Regions from separate parts of the Homo sapiens genome. Here regions 1 and 3 are each linked to region 2. The links are chromatin contacts, found by Hi-C or POLR2A ChIA-PET in ENCODE. All regions are on one chromosome and are shown on one strand. Each heading gives the region's core, a stretch centred on a gene start or an enhancer-like site at or near the end of the contact. The rest is flanking DNA. Distances are from core to core; before and after follow the strand shown.

Region 1 (3,520 bases), core at 406-2,905, 94 kb before region 2:
CCCTGGTGACCAGGATGGAAACAAGGCTCATGTTCTCTGGAGACACCATCAGGATTGTCAAATCCAGAGAGACTCCTCGGGTGTCTGGAAAGTGTGACGCCTGCGTGGTCAAGGGCAGTGTACTTGTCTCCTGCCCCTGCCTGCTCTCCACACGTTGGTCCTAAAGCCACGAGGCGGGTGTCGCACACACAAGGTGAGGAGGGTGTCTCTGCAGACGCAGCTGGGCATAGGGAATGAGTCTGTGAGAGTGAGGAGGGCTTCCACCCAGGTGCTAGCTCCGAGGGGAGTCAGCCAAGACCCCCACATGCAAGGGGAGGAGCCACACAGGGGAGGATGAGATGCTGGTTATGCACGGGGGGAGTGGCCAAATCGCCAGAAAAGAAAGGATCTGCAAGGTTGCCATGAGAAAACTGGAATGAACCCTGTGGATCCAAACTGGACCTGGGGATACTGGTGTGAACTCACAGTTTTCAACAGACATCAAACATAAACCAGGGTATTGTTTACATTACTATTCCCTGGCTTTGTCCACTGAGGAGGTCTGGGGAGCGGTGACGCCTCAATAGCAATGAGCACACCCATCATCCAGACCTTGTCTTCTCAAGGCCATTCTCCTCCACAGATGCCAGGGCTCCTTGGAGAAATGGCCAGGTCGAGGCGTGGGGCATGGCGGGAACAAGTGGAGGCTAATCATCTTCTTCTGCCAGAGCAAGGAAGTACTCCCAGACAACGGGGACACACAAAAAGGGGGCAGAGCCAGCCAAATAGAGCACAACTAGAGCATCAAAATAAATAGACTATATACCCCAATGAATACATTAGGATCCATGATTCCCACTCAGATAAAACAAATACATGAATTGATTCAAAGCTGCATGAGAAAGGAATATTTAAATAGATTCAGGATGTCCCTACTAAATACTTGTTAATTATAAAGAATGTTCGCAGTGAAAAGCATGGCAGACAATGTAACCAAGCAACTGTAGTGAGCATCATCAGCAAGCAGACAAACTGCATGTCACCTGCAAGGATGAACTGTGACGATCAAAGACACACAACCCGAATCTACGCAGAAACATCGCAAAAAATCCAAACAGAAGAATGTGCTACAAAATAACTGGTGTCAAGTTGCAAGAAGCCCAGGAAGACGAGGAAGTGAAACGATGATGCCAGGCACTGAGAGAGTGTCACAGGACAGAGGGTACAGCTTGCCAGCTGACTGGCAGGCAATGTGCTGCAAATGGGCATGGGCGTCAGGCGGGGTGGGGGAGTGTGAACTGGCTGGCAGGACGAGCCTCCCTGTTTGTGGGAAACACACTGAAAAGCTCAGGACGCGGCAGCAGGACAGCAACTCACTCTCATGTGGACTGGGATAAGCAAGTTCTAGGTAATGTACTTCCAACTGGTTTGCTTCCAACTGTGATTTGTCTCAAAATTTAAAAGAATTAAATAAGTCAAATAAAAAGTTCTGGATCAAGAACTACAATGTCCTTCCACTACAGGCCACAGAAGTTGCTCATTCATCCATGAGCCTCTTCCCTCAATGAAATGATTAAAGGGTGCATGCTTATATAATTCACCAAAGGCTTTAACGAGGAGCACAGTTTGTGCGAAGGCCATGTTAATGAAAGATGGCGCCCACGTTTTTCACTGCTGCCATAACACATCCCCACAGCCCGGCTGGCTTAAACAACACACACTTAGGATCCTTTCGCTCTGCAGGTGAGAAGCCCCGCATGGGTCTGTCTCCCTTCCCAGAGGCCCCAGGGGAGAGTTTCCTTGCTCATTCAGACACAGCTCAGTTCTCTGTGGGACTGAGGTCCAGGTTCCTTGCTGGCTGAGCTATTCCCAGCTTCCAGGGGCCACCCCATTCCCCAGCCCTGTTCCTCCACGAAAGCCAGCAACAGAGGGTAGAGAGCTCTCAGACTTTGAAAATCTTTCTACTACCTCTTCAGTCACATCTCTGACTGACTCTTCTGCCTCCTTTTCTGATCAAAGGGTCTGTGTGATTACACTGGGCCCACTAAATAATCCAGAATAATCTCCATATCATCAAGTCAGCTGACTCACAAACTTCATTTGACCTGAAAAGTCCCTTTTGCCATTGTGTTGGGGTTCCCCGGACCGCCCCACGCTCCTGATTCTCCAGCATGACTTACAAGACTCAGCATACACTCCTCCTCACAGTTACAGTGTATTATGGCAAGAGGACACAGAGTAAGACCAGCACAGGGATGGGGACCTGTGGCAAAGCAGTGGGGGAACCAGGAGCAAGCTTCCAGAGTCCTCTCCCACAGGAGCCACACAGGACGAGCTTAACTGCCCCGGCACTGAGCTGTGTCAGGTGCTGTCTGCCGGGAAGCTGGGTAGAGACTCCAGGCCCAGGGTTTCCATCAGGGCTGATCACACAGGCACCCCCTGCCTGGCGCGTACCAAGTTCCAGACCAAGGAAAGCAGATTTCAGCACAGAACATGTCGCTTGTACAGACAGTTCAGGCACAGTGAACCACACCTACCACCTAGGGAACAGGGGATCCCTCCCGAAACCCAGGTTCCCAGACACCAGCAGAGGGCCAAGCCTGCAGCAGGTCTGTCTAAGGACACGTCTCAGGCTGGCTGCTAGCTCTGTTCTGCACAGCCCAGTAATAAGTAATAAATAGAACTCATTCACAGGTTTAACAGCAGGGGCTGAAGATGACAGGGCCAAAGCCCTGCTGACTGCAGATAGATTCTCAGGACACAGTATAAGCCTCTGCCTCCTTTTTTTTTTTTTTTTTGAGACAGTCTTGCTCTGTCACCAGGCTGGAGTGCAATGGCACGATCTTGGCTCACTGCAACCTCCACCTCCCGGGTTCAAGTGATTCTCCTGCCTCAGCCTCTTGAGTAGCTGAGATGCAGGCGCGCGCCACCATGCCCAGCTAATTTTTGTATTTTTAGTAGAGATGATGTTTACCGTGTAGGCCAGGCTGGTCTCGATCTCTTGACCTCGTGATCCGCCTGCCTCAGCCTCCCAAAGTGCTGGGGCAACAGGAGTGAGCCACCACACCTGGCCTGTGCCCCCTTTTAAGGCTGCGCATGTCCTTCATGCTCAACCCTCTTAGATTCACAGGCCTCAGTCCTGCGGCACTGAGCCCCTACCTACCATCCTCTGTGCAGCACACACAGTGCAGGGAGCCAGTGGCGATGGCGATGACTTTCTTCCCCTGCAACCCTTGGACCTGCCGAGGCCTTCGAACATGGTCATCTGATCCATGGCCCAACCTGTGATAATCGCCTTTGCCCCTGCACACAAAGGAAGCATGGAAATTATGGGGCAAGGTGATCTCACTGACCACCCTGACCAGCCTCCTGGGCAGCCTCTGCTGTTCAGGACACAACCATAGCCTGCTGCAGAAGCTACATTCCCATCCATGAAAAGGTGGTGCACATACCCCAATAAAAATCTGGTTTTAGTGGGTTTAAACAAACAGAATCTTGCGTACCAGGTATAAACAGCTCCAGATTTGGTAAGGGCAACAGA
Region 2 (3,428 bases), core at 836-3,335:
CCTGGTCCTTCCATGGCTCCCAGCAGACCTCAGTTAGGAGGGTGCATGCCCTGCCCTGGTCCTTCCATGGCTCCCAGCAGACCTCAGTTAGGAGGGTGTGTGCCCTGCCCTGGTCCTTCCATAGCTCCCACCAGACCTCAGTTAGGAGGGTGCGTGCCCTGCCCTGGTCCTTCCATGGCTCCCACCAGACCTCAGTTAGGAGGGTGCATGCCCTGCCCTGGTCCTTCCATGGCTCCCACCAGACCTGTTAGGAGGGTGCGTGCCCTGCCCTGGTCCTTCCATGGCTCCCACCAGACCTCAGTTAGGAGGGTGCGTGCCCTGCCCTGGTCCTTCCATGGCTCCCACCAGACCTGCCACACAGATGTCGCCATATGCCACCCTGTCTGTCAGGGGCTGTCCCCAGACACAGATTTCACCTCTCCTACAAAATGTGTGCTTGCATCATTTTAAATTAAATGGCATAAAATAACGTGCTCATGCTGCTTTACCAAGGAAGTCGGGGAAATCTCATCTCAATGAGGATCCTCTGAGTCAATGCAGAGACAGGGCTTTGCAGCAAGTCCTGACCCCACAATCCCTCACGGGCCTTGCAAGAGCGGAAACCTGAAACAAGCACCAGCACCTCCACATTCCCTTTGCTTCAGTTTCCCCTGGGCCCCAGGGGGAAGCTCTGTCTCTCACTTCTGCAGGAGAAAGCTGTTTCTAGGATGGATGCTGTCTCCAGACACTGCTATTTCTAAGATGACTGTGACAAAGCCGGGGCTTACCAGCGTGGCTGAGAAAAGCCAGACAGACCATGGGAAGGTGAACACTGCCCTAACTTAGCTAGGGCTGTGGTAAGTGACTTCCACCTGGGGGCACCTGGCAGAGATTTAGAAGAGACCTGCAATGAGGGAAGATGGAAACGTGGCCACAGGCCCATGAAGTAGATCCCTAACTACTGGCTTCAGGGCACTTCGCAGCACATGGCCATCAGCCCACAGGGGCAGCATCTGGGCTTCCTGCCTCAGAGCCTTCACTACACCAACTTTCAGAATGAGATTTACTCTCTTGCTCACTCTCACACTCTTGTTCCAGTGACCCATCAAACTGAGCCTCATGCCAGTGAGTTTCCTGAAAAGAGCTGCCTCTCTTTCCAGACTTGATTCTGCTCAGATGCCCTACTTATGATTCCCTACTTGTGTTCACTCCCTTCGGCTGCTCGGGAACCAACACCTGTGTCATCAATCAACTGACACATCCTGGATTATTCCAATTTCCACCCACCAATATCGTACAGAACTGTGCAGAAGATAACTAATGTGTGGCTAATGTGTTCACATCAAATCTCTGAGTACCTGATCGCCCCATTTCCAGTCCACACCTCTCATGACCCTTGTTCCAATCTTCATCATGGCAGCCAGTTCTGGTCCTGAAACAGGGAGCTGCACAGGAGCCGTTTCCTTCCTTGTTTCTTCCAAAACTGTGGCAGAAGCACCTTGAGCAGAAGCATTCATATCTTCCTCAACGTTGTCACAACTGGGGCCTGATGGAGCGTCAAAAACAATAGCTGAGCCAACAAGTAGCTACAGTGTCCCCTTAATACACACAAAACATTCACAAAGTACTAATGAAGATCGTAATTTTGAACAATCCATACTATATGTTTTATCAATATAATATTATGAATATTTTACTGATATAGGATAAAAAGAAGATAAACGGAAGGATGAAATACATAAATATCCTAGGAAGATATAAAAGATATTAAAATGCTCAGTAAAGCTACTCTCTCTACTTCTAGGAATTACTCCCCCCAAAAAAGCAAAATAACTAAGTTAGAAAGATATTCATCATATTTTTTATTAATAGAAAAACAAAGATAACTACCTAAATATCTAACAGTGGGAAACTAACAAACTTTAATCATGGTTCTGTGCAGAAGACAGCTAACAGCTGGCCCGAGATACAACCTCAGACAGGGTTGCTGCAGGCTGGCCCTCGGCTGGAGTCTGGATCTCAGGAGGGCTCTCCCATTCCCTAGGTAGTAGGTGTGGTTCCCTGTGCCTGAACTGTCTGTACAAACAATGTGGTCTGTGCTGAAACCTGCTTTCCTTGTTCTGGAACTTCGTATGCGCCAGGAAGGGGGTGCCCGTGTGATCAGCCCTAATGGAAACCCTGGGCCTGGAGTCTCTATCCAGCTTCCCGGCAGACAGCACCTGACACAGCTCAGTGCCAGGGCAGTTAAGCTCGTCCTGTGTGGATCCTGTGGAAGCTTGTACCTGCTTTCCTCTGGACTTTACCCATGTCCTTTTTTCATGATTTTGCTCTGTGTGCCTTCACTGTAATAAACTATAGCCCTGAGTTCAACTACATGCTGAGTCTTGTGAGTCCTCCTGGCCAACCATCAAACCTGGGGGTGGTCTTGGAGACCCCTGACAATTGGTGCCCTGGGTGGCTACAGAGTCATCCATAGCACAAAACAGAAGCCGAGCTGCTGTCACCTGAGAGCAGTAAAACTTCCCAATGGATTTGAAAATAGGAGCGCTAACCCCAGGAGAGTAGGCTAGATTTTTAACCCCCCTTTTCCCACTTGCTAAACTGAGAGGGGGTAGGAGTGTGGTTCTGGTAACTCCCTTGATTTTAGTTTTCTCCTCCAGGTGGGCGGGAAAAAGACCCAAACAGTCCCAAAGGTGGGCTTGGGCGGACCAAAAAATGTAAAAAGTTTGTGTTTCTCTCTCTTCCAAGAGAGCAACAAAGGATATTCAATTCCCAGGGCTGGAGCAAAACTTTAGATAAACTAGCAGGGGAAACAGCCTTTCCTTTAGCCTAGCCGCTACTTTAGGGCCCCCAGGAAGGGGCCCCAAGGAAGGGACAGGAGTTGCATTCTAGGTGGATCTCCCAGGATCCCCTGGGCAGCTATACTGTTAACTCTGTAAAGACTGAATGTATTGCTAAGGACTTGAATAAATTTGCAAGCAAAACTGGGGGAATTTTTCATTTTGCATAGCTTTATGTTTTCTGGCTGTTACATGTGGATGTATACATTAAGCTGGTATAAAATATTATATGCTTATGATTTCTTAAATGACAAGAAGGATACCCTGATCAGGGCAGGCCGCAAATATAGACAGATATTCATGAGACACAACTTCCTTGCTTTTTGCAGCCAGTGGGCCAGATGAAATTTAAACACATGAATACTATCAACAGAACAAGTCCCCATACTTAATGATTTGTGCTGTGATTGTTACTTATTGGAACCTCTGGGAAAAAAGTAGACAACATAAAAAGGCCATTTCTCGATGGAGATATGCTTTTGTAATTTTTAAATGCAACTTTTGGTTGCTAATGAGGCCTCAAGAAATCAGATATAACCCTTACTAGATTATTATTTTCAGCTGTAATACACATATTAAAATATATATTTAACACAACATATAAATATA
Region 3 (3,442 bases), core at 253-2,752, 67 kb after region 2:
TCCATCCTGGCAGCCTGGGCAACAAGACCAAAACTCCGACTCAAAAAAAAAAAAAAAAAGAGGCCAGGTGTGGTGGCTCACACCTATAATCCTATAATCCCAGCACTTAAGGGTGGCTGAGGCACGTGGATCACCTAAGGTCAGGAGTTCAAGGCGAGCCTGGCAAACACAGTGAAACCCTGTCTCTACTAAAAATACAAAAACATTAGCCAGGCACGGTGGTGCCTGCCTGTAATCCCAGCTACTAGGGAGGCTGAGGCAGGAGACTCGCTTGAACCCACGTGGGGGAGGTTGCAGTGAGCTGAGATTGTGCCATTACACTCCAGTCTGGGCAACAACAGCAAAACTCCATCTCAAAAAAAAAAAAAAAAGACTTTTTTTTCTCTTTTCAAATTTGAGGGGAAAAAATGTAATTGCCTATTTAAAGCAAAAACAAAAACATCATATTGTGGGGTTTATACCATGTTTCACTTGGACATGACACAGCAACACTGCCAACCAAGAACATGTCAGAAGCAGGAAGCTACAGTCAGAGCACTGCCCCGCAGCTCAGGCAGTGTAATACCATTTGAGAGTGGACAGTGACAAGTGAAAGATGTAACTGAAAACGCCAGAGATGATAGATTTAAACCCAAGTAGTCTAAAGATTCCAAATAAAAAACAGAGGTTGCCAGGGTGAATAAAGAAGCAAGACCTAATTATATGATACCTGAAAGAAATGCACTTTACACATACACAAAGGTTGAAAGTGAAAAAAGCTAAACTTGGCAAACACACCACGCAAACACCAAATCAGAAGAAAGGAGAGTAGTCAGACCAAGGTGACTTCACAACAAAGAATGTCACTGGAGATAAAGGGGGTCAAATTTACAAATATGATGTAAAAATCCTAAAAGTGCATGCACCTTATAACATTCTCAAATACATGAAGCAAAACCTGCAGAGCTGAGAGAAAATAATCCATAATTAGCATGAGAGATTTCAATCCTCCTCAGAAGAAAGAGGAACTAAGCAGTGAAACTGCTCTTCATGCCTCCCCAGCACGATGGAGATACTCCTGGGAAATAAAGCCAGTCGCTGGAGCTGATCTCCCCAGAACGCTGAGACTGGCTTCTCTATAAATAAATGACTGGTATTCGCTAAGAGAAGTGTCCTTATCTATGAAATGTTTTTAGCAAGATGTGGTTAGTTTAGGATTGTGTTTGGTAAACATACCTAAAATCCATGGACTTACGGGACATGGCTCCCTGGAAAACGTTCCCTAAGGTGTATAAACTATCTGACTACAAAAGGGAAACACTGCACATCCTTAATGCTCCTTGTGCAGTGAGAGGACGACACACCTCAGTGAGAGGATGACACGCCGCAGTGAAAGGACGACACATCTGAGAGGAAGACACACCTCAGTGAGAGGACTACACACCTCAGTGAGAGGATTACACACCTAAGTGAGAGGACCACACACCTCAGTGAGAGGACAACACACCTCAGTGAGAGGTCTCATCTCTCAGGCGGGGTTCAAAGAGGACGGACCTGCAGGAGTTGCACAGACTCTCCCACATCTCTCCCCACTTTGCCTGAGCACACAAGTGAGGATATAACTTGTATCTTTAAAGTTACTAAATAATCAGGTACGGGTAAGATCTCTGAGATTCATGTCAAACTAATGCAGTAAGCCAACCTTGTGTGTTAGTTCAACTCCTCTCCTAACAGTGAATAGAACAAGTAGGCAGAAAATTATTTCAAGTCAAGGATACCTGAACACTATCAACTTGATCTCATTAAGCTTTACAGAGCAGCAAAACACACTTTTTTTTTTTGAGATGTAGTCTCGCTTTGTCACCCAGACTAAAGTGCAGGGGTGCAATCAAGATTACAGGCACCCACCACCACACCCAGCTAATTTTTGTATGTTTCATAGAGACAGGGTTTCACCATGTTGGCCAGGCTGGTCTCAAACTCCTGACCTCAAGTAATCCACCCACCTCAGCCTCCCAAAGTGTTGGGATTACAGGCATGAGCCACCACACACAGCTACATTCTTATTATGTGTGCATGAAACATTCCACAGAATACACCATATTCTGGGGCTTCAGACAAGCCTCAACATTGAAATCACAGAATATGTTCTCTGACTACAACTAATTTAGAAATTAACAGGAGATATTTGAAAATCCCCAAATACTTGGAAATGAAATAACAATTTCCAAATAATAAGCGGGTAAAAGAAGAAATTAAAAGGGAAATTAGAAAATATTTTCAACTGAATGAAGATGAAAATGAATAAACATTTCCAAATTTGTGAAATGTGGCTAAACAATGCTTAGAGGGAAATTTATATTATAGTTTTGAACACTTGTTAGAAAAGACAAAAAATCTAAAGTCAATGATCTAAGCCTTTGCCTTAAGAAACTAGGAAAGACAGAAGAGCAAATGGAACCCAAAGCCAGCAGAAAAAAGGAAATAATAAAGAGTAAAGCAGAAATCAATGAAAAAGAAAACAAAATCAATAAAACCAACAACTGGTTCTTTGAAAAAACTCAAATTGATAACTTCTGGGAAGACTGATCCAAACGGAAAGAGAGAAAATACAAGGCACATTTCAGCACATTTCTGGATAACAGGTAGTACATGCTGGTACTTACTACATGCAAGATAATAGCATACGCACTTTGTCTGGCCTACTGTGCTGATCCTATAATAACCTACGAGGTAGGTACTACTATTAACCCCAAATACGAATTTTTTTTTAAGAAACAGAGACCCTGTCACCCAGGCTGGAGTGTAGAGGCACAATCATAGATCACTGCAGCCGCAAACTGCTGGCCTCAAGCAATTCTCTCACCTCAGCATCCCAAAGTGCTGGGATTACAGGCGTGAGATACCATGGCAGGCGTCACAAATTATTTTTATATATGTACATTTACATATGTATGTCCATGCAAGGAAAAAAAACCCTGAATATCCACACCGAAGGGATAATAGTGGCTAACTCTTAGAGGAAAGCTGAAACTGGGGTGGGCAGTCAGGTGAAATTTCTGCTTTTATAATCTATACATTTTTATAAGAAATATTCTATGTATATTTTTAATTGGAATGAAAATGCATTAGACATTTAAAAAATTGAATTACACAAAAAAAAGTAAGCAAAGAATAAATGTATGGGTTTTACTGGGCTGGATAAAGGGAAGAGATTATGAAAGTCCATCCATGATAAAGAACTCCTATAACCCAAAACAAAAACCTCAATTAAAAAATGGAATTAGCCGGGTGTGGTGGTGCACGCCTGTAGTCCCAGCTACTCGGAAGGCTGAGGCAGGAGAATGGCATGAACCCGGGAAGCGGAGGTTGCAGTGAGCCAAGATCACGCCACTGTACTCCAGCCTGGGCGACAGAACAAGACTCCGTCTCAAAGGAAAAAAAAAAAAAAAAAAAAAAAAAA

Evidence for each region. Hi-C counts contacts between places; a loop is a spot of excess contacts on that map. ChIA-PET counts read pairs that join two places held with the same protein, here RNA polymerase II (POLR2A). Pooled maps may share reads with other maps.
Region 1: a loop to region 2 is called in a map of CD4-positive, alpha-beta T cell, with 5 times the contacts of the local background. The contact joins two enhancer-like sites. A Hi-C loop is called at or near these places in 2 of 168 maps with a recorded cell type or tissue (CD4-positive, alpha-beta T cell and CD8-positive, alpha-beta T cell), 1 of 37 single-sample maps with no recorded cell type and 6 of 50 pooled maps. POLR2A ChIA-PET finds 5 or more read pairs at or near these places in 1 of 52 experiments (activated T-cell).
Region 3: a loop to region 2 is called in a pooled map of ovary, with 3 times the contacts of the local background. The contact joins two enhancer-like sites. A Hi-C loop is called at or near these places in 1 of 168 maps with a recorded cell type or tissue (CD8-positive, alpha-beta T cell) and 3 of 50 pooled maps. POLR2A ChIA-PET finds 5 or more read pairs at or near these places in 2 of 52 experiments (GM12878 and H1).

The regions. Positions count from the first base shown.
Region 1 is chr15:28,127,021-28,130,540 of GRCh38, forward strand. HERC2 (HECT and RLD domain containing E3 ubiquitin protein ligase 2) reads right to left here. Exons shown (of 93, transcript NM_004667.6): 82 at 3,483-3,520; 83 at 3,143-3,282. Among named protein-coding and RNA genes, the nearest start is that of OCA2, 29 kb to the left of the region's middle. Within about 2 kb of position 1,656, at least 3 of the 41 ENCODE cell types and tissues checked have a DNase peak (open chromatin) inside an H3K27ac peak, as active enhancers do.
Region 2 is chr15:28,220,691-28,224,118 of GRCh38, forward strand. HERC2 (HECT and RLD domain containing E3 ubiquitin protein ligase 2) reads right to left here. Exons shown (of 93, transcript NM_004667.6): 36 at 1,338-1,525. Among named protein-coding and RNA genes, the nearest start is that of HERC2, 100 kb to the right of the region's middle. Within about 2 kb of position 2,086, at least 2 of the 41 ENCODE cell types and tissues checked have a DNase peak (open chromatin) inside an H3K27ac peak, as active enhancers do.
Region 3 is chr15:28,288,494-28,291,935 of GRCh38, forward strand. The region is part of intron 4 of HERC2 (HECT and RLD domain containing E3 ubiquitin protein ligase 2); the gene reads right to left. Among named protein-coding and RNA genes, the nearest start is that of HERC2, 32 kb to the right of the region's middle. Within about 2 kb of position 1,503, at least 2 of the 41 ENCODE cell types and tissues checked have a DNase peak (open chromatin) inside an H3K27ac peak, as active enhancers do.